Linked DNA regions of Mus musculus: region 2 is linked to region 1. A link is a contact called in ENCODE Hi-C data. All regions are on one chromosome and are shown on one strand. The core of a region is the stretch at or near the end of the contact, and the rest is flanking DNA. Distances in the headings are between cores, read along the strand shown. Region 1 overlaps Pi4ka (phosphatidylinositol 4-kinase alpha). Region 2 holds the start of Pros1 (protein S (alpha)).

The links. A loop is a pair of places that touch in the nucleus more often than their neighbours do.
Region 2: a loop to region 1 is called in a map of T-helper 17 cell, with 49 times the contacts of the local background. The contact joins the promoter of Pros1 here to the enhancer-like site in region 1. A Hi-C loop is called at or near these places in 3 of 37 maps with a recorded cell type or tissue (T-helper 1 cell, T-helper 17 cell and regulatory T cell).

The regions. Positions count from the first base shown.
Region 1 is chr16:17,397,253-17,400,132 of GRCm38, reverse strand. The region is part of intron 1 of Pi4ka (phosphatidylinositol 4-kinase alpha); the gene reads left to right. Among named protein-coding and RNA genes, the nearest start is that of Pi4ka, 7.2 kb to the left of the region's middle. Within about 2 kb of position 1,523, at least 1 of the 3 ENCODE cell types and tissues checked has a DNase peak (open chromatin) inside an H3K27ac peak, as active enhancers do.
Region 2 is chr16:62,852,905-62,855,784 of GRCm38, reverse strand. It overlaps Pros1 (protein S (alpha)), which reads right to left and starts at 1,478. Exons shown (of 15, transcript NM_011173.3): 1 at 1,281-1,478. The coding sequence starts at 1,356.

The sequences.
Region 1 (2,880 bases), core at 274-2,773:
CCTCCCCCCCCCCCCCCCCGCCTCTCCCTCACCCTCTCCCTTCCTTCTTTTTTTAACTTCTACACTTATGGGTGTTTTGCCTGTGTGTATGTGTACTATGTGCATGCCAGGTGCCCTCAGAAGAGAGCATCCGTTCTCCTTGAAACTGGAGTTGCAGATGATTGTGAGCTGGCCAGCACCTAGAAGTTCTCTGCAAGAGCAACCAGTACTCTTTACCAAGCAGCTATCTCTCCAGCCCCTGTTTTTCTATTTCTCTCTCTTTTCTTTCAGAGAGGTGTTAGAGGACTTAGTACAGGTCATATTAACCTACAAAGGCTCAGTGCTTGAGACCAGACCTGTCACCTGAGCTTAGCTCTTGTTAATGCAGGCAACTCTGACATGACTAGCACCTGAGACACCTTAATAACACACTTTCCCCACATTTGTCCCTCTGTATGCCACAGCTATGTTAATTTCCTCTACCCTAATCCCAAGCTATGAGACCACCCTGAGACTGCTCATTATATTTTTTCTCTAATTACTTAAATCATTCATTCAGAAAGCATTTATTGATCTACTACTGTCTACTGGTATGTGGAAGCCCAAGAAAATAAGAAACAGTTCTAATTTGGTGATTTGTCTAACTAGCAGCAAGTCAAACTTACTGTTAGTCCCTATCTACTGAGGTATCCTGAGCCTGTTACTCAGACTACTACCATATTTGGGAACTAACCGTAAGACTCTTAGATATATGTGCTAGGATATGTCCCAAGTGGTAGGATAACAGGCATGTATACAGACAGGCCTGGCTTATACACTTATACACTGATGGAACCCAGGGCTTCATTTTTCCTAGGCAAGCAAGTACTCTACCAACTGAGCTACAGCCTCAGCTCAGAACTCTAAAATGTTTTAAGAATATTTTGATTCCTGTGTAAGCTTTGACTTCTTCGTTTTAAGACTTGGGTCTCAAAAATCTTTAGCCCCTGGAATTGGAAACCATCATTAAGAATACTTTCTGTGAAGTTCTGTGGGACTAAGTTCTCCTCAGGCCTCTTGCTCTCTAGGAGAAAGATGAGAGGAGGGGTAGATAGGAAACAGGCTTTTCTGGCTGGAGAGATGGCTCAGTGGTTAAGAGCACCGACTGCTCTTCCAAAGGTCCTGAGTTCAAATCCTTAAAACCACATGGTGGCTCACAACCATCTGTATGTAATGGGATCTGATGCCCTCTTCTAGTGTGTCTGATGACAACTACAGTGTAATCATAGACATAAAACAAATCTTTAAAAAAAGAAAGAAAGACAGACTTTTCAGTGCTGGAATCCTCATGGAGGTTAGTTCCCGGCTCCTGTACTTTTATGTCAGTCAGCCCAGGAACTTGCTCTAGTTTCCTGATCTCACCTCTCTTTAGAACGTGGCTGAGTTGTCCCTACCAAATCACTTCCTGGCTCAGCCTGGCCATGCTGCCACTGCTTCCAGGAAGTACAGTGGCCTACTGGTCCATGTCATACCAGTGGGGCCTTCTCATTCTGTGTCACTGACAGTCCTGGACAAGCTGTGAAGTTGGCAGCTTTCCTTGCCAGAGTCCTTTTCCTAGGACCTAAAATGACTTCTGTTTCTTCAGTTAGAATGCCAGTCTTTAGGATCTTAGCTATTGATCTGCTACTTAGTGACACTGATATATTAGGGACAGATAGAACTTTCCCTGGTCCGTAACTGGAGGAATTTATTTATATCTTTATTTTTGTGGTGCTCACACAGCGAGGCAAGGGCCTCTTAAGGGCTAAGTGCGGTCCTGTGCTCCCACACCCAGGTTTGAAGCTGATTTTCAAACTTTGTTAGTGAAGCTCTAAAATAGCTTTTACTCTACTACTGCAGTCTCTACCTAGCGTTCGGAGAACTTCATACCCTGGGTAACAGGCTCAGTTCTTGTGAACGCTGAGAACTGTTCAGTTCACAGTTCCTTATTCTTTGCCTAACTTCATCTATTTTGCACTCACAAAGACTACAGCAGATTTCTGGGGCTTTATTTCTATTGTGATCAGTTTTCAGGATTCCTAGCAGTGATAGCCTTCCTGACTGTTTCTGTCTTTGCATTCAGTGAGACTCCCAGTATCTGCTTGAGATGCATTTCCTAGTTTGTAGTCAAGGGTGTACCGGCAGAGATCTAGGGCAGTGATAGGGCTTGTATTGTTTTCTCCTGTTAGATATTGCAGTCTTGTGCGACTTGCCTAATGTATGAAACAGTGGTTTCCTATATTTATCCGTTTTCTTAGGACAAAAGATCCAGGTCTCATATCTCTTCATAGCTACAAGTAAAAGCTCAAGGATCAGAAGATATTTGATTTTATATAGTTTTAAGATATGAGTAAGAATCTGTCTGTAGGCGTACTTATCCATTTGTCTGCCTTTTACAGAAGAAGAAAGCAATGAAGAAGGGTGCGGTAGGTTTAACATTTATTAAGTTATTACATTTCACGTTTACTGCAGAAGTCAGCTTGCCTGGAGTTGATTCTGTCTCTGTGGGTCCCAGGGATTGAACTCAGGTTGTCAGGCTTGGCAGCAACTGTTCTTTACACAGTGAACAACCTTACTTGCCCATCAGGTCACTTAGGTGAGGGAAGGAGCTGAAGTAAAACTGAGTATTTCCTGTGGTGCAGCTCCCTGATTAGCAGTATTGTCTGTGGGAATGGGTGTGCTGGGAATCATATGTACACGTCTGTGCCAACCCTCCTATCAGATACTTGAATGGGACTCAAGAAATTGGGGGGTTCCTAGTGGGGGGTTTTATTGCTGTGATGAAACATTGTGACCAAAAAGCAAGTTGGGGAGGAGCTTATTTGTCTTACACTTCCATCAAAGTTCACCATCAAAGGAGTTCAGGACAGGAACTCAAACAGG
Region 2 (2,880 bases), core at 229-2,728, about 45 Mb before region 1:
AGCCACTGTTGTCCCTTGCTCTTTCCCCAAACACCAACTCTTGCTTTGTCTTTTGTTGTTGTTTTGTTTTGTTTTTATTTGTTTGTTTTGCTTTGCTTTGTTTTGAGACAAGGTTTCTCTGGGCAGCTGGGCTGTTCTGGAACTGTAGATCAGGCTGGCCTTGAACTCAGAGATTTGCTGACCTCTGCCTGGAGAGCAAGTGGCTGGATCAGAGGCACGTGCCGGCCACCGCCCTGCTGCTGTCGGAAAACATTTGATTGTCCTAATGTACAAGATAGATCATGTGCAAGCATACAGTCACATGCGGCTTTGTTATGGGGGCTTGGCCGTTGAAGTTTTGTAATTGTAACTTGTTTATCTTCAATATAAAACAAATCAGTTATAGTCTGGTCTTTAAGTTAGTTATAATTTTAAGAATACCTGCATCTTCTTATTACTTAATAAAAAATTGAAATTCTAGCAAACGCCTATTTAATTAACCATCCTTGAAAGATTTCTTTGATACTCTTAGTCGCCTAAATGTTATGCAGTTATTTCTCCCATGCCTGTTTCTGGGAATCCAACAGAGCAGAAGAAAGCACTGTTAATTATGAACACATTTAAAGTTTTGAAAACAATTTTGTTGACAGTTACAACGTACCAAACCTGTGTTGCTCTTTATATATCCCTAAGAGAAAACTCAATATGCTCCCTGGAATCTGGGAATGGAAGAAGGGGGAAAAAAATCAAGAAACACGACAATAAGGTGCAAAGAATCCGTGCCACCACCGCAGATCAGTAGCAATCAAAATCCTCAGTACAAAACGATCCTCGCTCCAAGATAATATCCAACAGCAACTTCTTACGCCAAGGTTAGGGAATGATAAGTAAACTCGCAGTGATCCTCAAACAGTTTGTCAATGTGAGACGAGCCAATCAAGTACAAAGTCCAGAAATTGCAAAAGGAAGGTTAACTGTAAGAGAGGGTGCAGGCTGGGATCGGAGGGCACCGAGGGTTGACTTAGTTTTCCTACCAATGTTTAGAACTATGCTCATCCAATTCCTATGACACTTGGTATCACCCAGCTTCTTGCATCAATCCTGTGGACAATGACTCCCAAAGCAAGGCAAGCTTTGATCTCGTCCCACGTTTACTCAGTCCGCCAGATCCAGGCTGCCGCCACTCTCTGAGACGCTGGGGGACTTACTGGAAATTTAGGAAGCAACAAGCTGTCCAGGAGACAATCCTACCAGCCAGGGCATGTAGGGACCAGAGAAGCCTGAAGATATGGATTACTTACAGTTTGTCTCTGAGACAGGGATCACCAGGGCGAGGCAGGCCAGTAGCACCCGAAAGCGTGCGCTCAGGACCCTCATTGCTGAGAGGATGGCCGGGGGTCAGGGCTGGCGCAGCGGGGACCGTGCCTGCGCTAGGGCGGCCGAGGGAAGCTGCGAGCCCGGGCTCTGCTCTCCCAGCTCTGCCGCGGCCCAGCCCGAGCGCGGGCGGGCGGAGCAGCCAGGGGCGGAGGGGACCGCCCGCTCCCAGCCCCCAGCCCGGGAGGGGAAGCGGTGACTGGGACATTTCCTGGAAGCTCTTCGCAGCTGGGGGGCGGGGGTGGGGTGGGGAGGGCCGCGGGAAGGAGGTCGGAGGCCGAGGGAAGCTTATCAGAGAGGTCCTTTGTCACTGTCCCCAGCCCTGCTTTTACTTCGTTTCTTTAGAAAGTTGTTTTCAAAGGGTGAAGTATCTCTCTCTCTCTGTCTCTCTGTCTCTCTGTCTCTCTGTCTCTGTCTCTGTCTCTCTCTCTCTCTCTCTCTCTCTCTGTCTCTGTCTCTCTCTCTCTCTCCTCCCCTGCTCCTACCTTCTCTAGCATCCCTTCCCCATTCCTCCTCCACCCAGCTTCCCTTCTCCCCACCCCACCCCATTTCTTTCCAACTCCAGAGACTGCCAGCCAGTCAGGATGTCAACTTAAACTGAAGCCAACTTGGACTTTAGGAAGAAGGGTACTCAAAACCAAAGTAGTGGGAGGAAAGAAAATCGAAAGGTTTGATCACCCACAGAGTATTTCCTCAGAACAGCTTGTTTTGGTGTTAGCATTACCCTTTTGGTTTTTGTCAGGCATACACGTGTAAATCAGGCTTTCCCTGCTACTTGAAACTAAACTGCCTGGGTTGAAAACATAGAACTTGCTCTTAACACTGTTTTATAACTTTAAGAAAAGAGCTTACACTTTTAAGTCCTAGTCATATCATCTGTAACAGAGATAAGAGGTTTTCATCGTGTTGACATGAGACTCTATAGATGCTATCGATATGAAACATTAAGTCCATGCCAACTAGTAGAACTCAACGCACATAGAGTATATTAATCCTTTTTTGTCCAATTAAAACATAGATTGATTTTTTTGAATGTGTGTGAACGAAACTTACTAGGCAGAATCATATTTTAAGGGTCATTTTTCCTCTCTCTCTCTCTCTCTTTCTCTCTCTCTCTTTCCTTTGTTATTTAGTGATCCAGTGGGGATGCAAGATGACTAAGATGGGAGTCAATATTTTTTCTGATAAAATGTTTTGGGAAATTTCCATTCATTGAGGAGGAGGAAGGAAAACTTTTGTACTATACCCGTCTATGCTCTATGCCATGCTAAATTAATGTATGATAGACTAAGAGGACAAAATGGGGCTGGAGAGTTCACTCAGCTGTTAAGAGCACTGGCTGCTTGTGCTGCCTGCTTGCTCCTCCAGGGGTCTTGAATTCAATTCCCAGCAACCACAGGTTGGCTCACAACTGTCTGTAATGAGATCTGATGCCCTCTTCTGGTATGTGTCTGAAGACAGCTACAGTGTACTCATGTAAATAAAAATAAATAATTTTAAAAAAAGAGGAGAAAATAATATTCAATC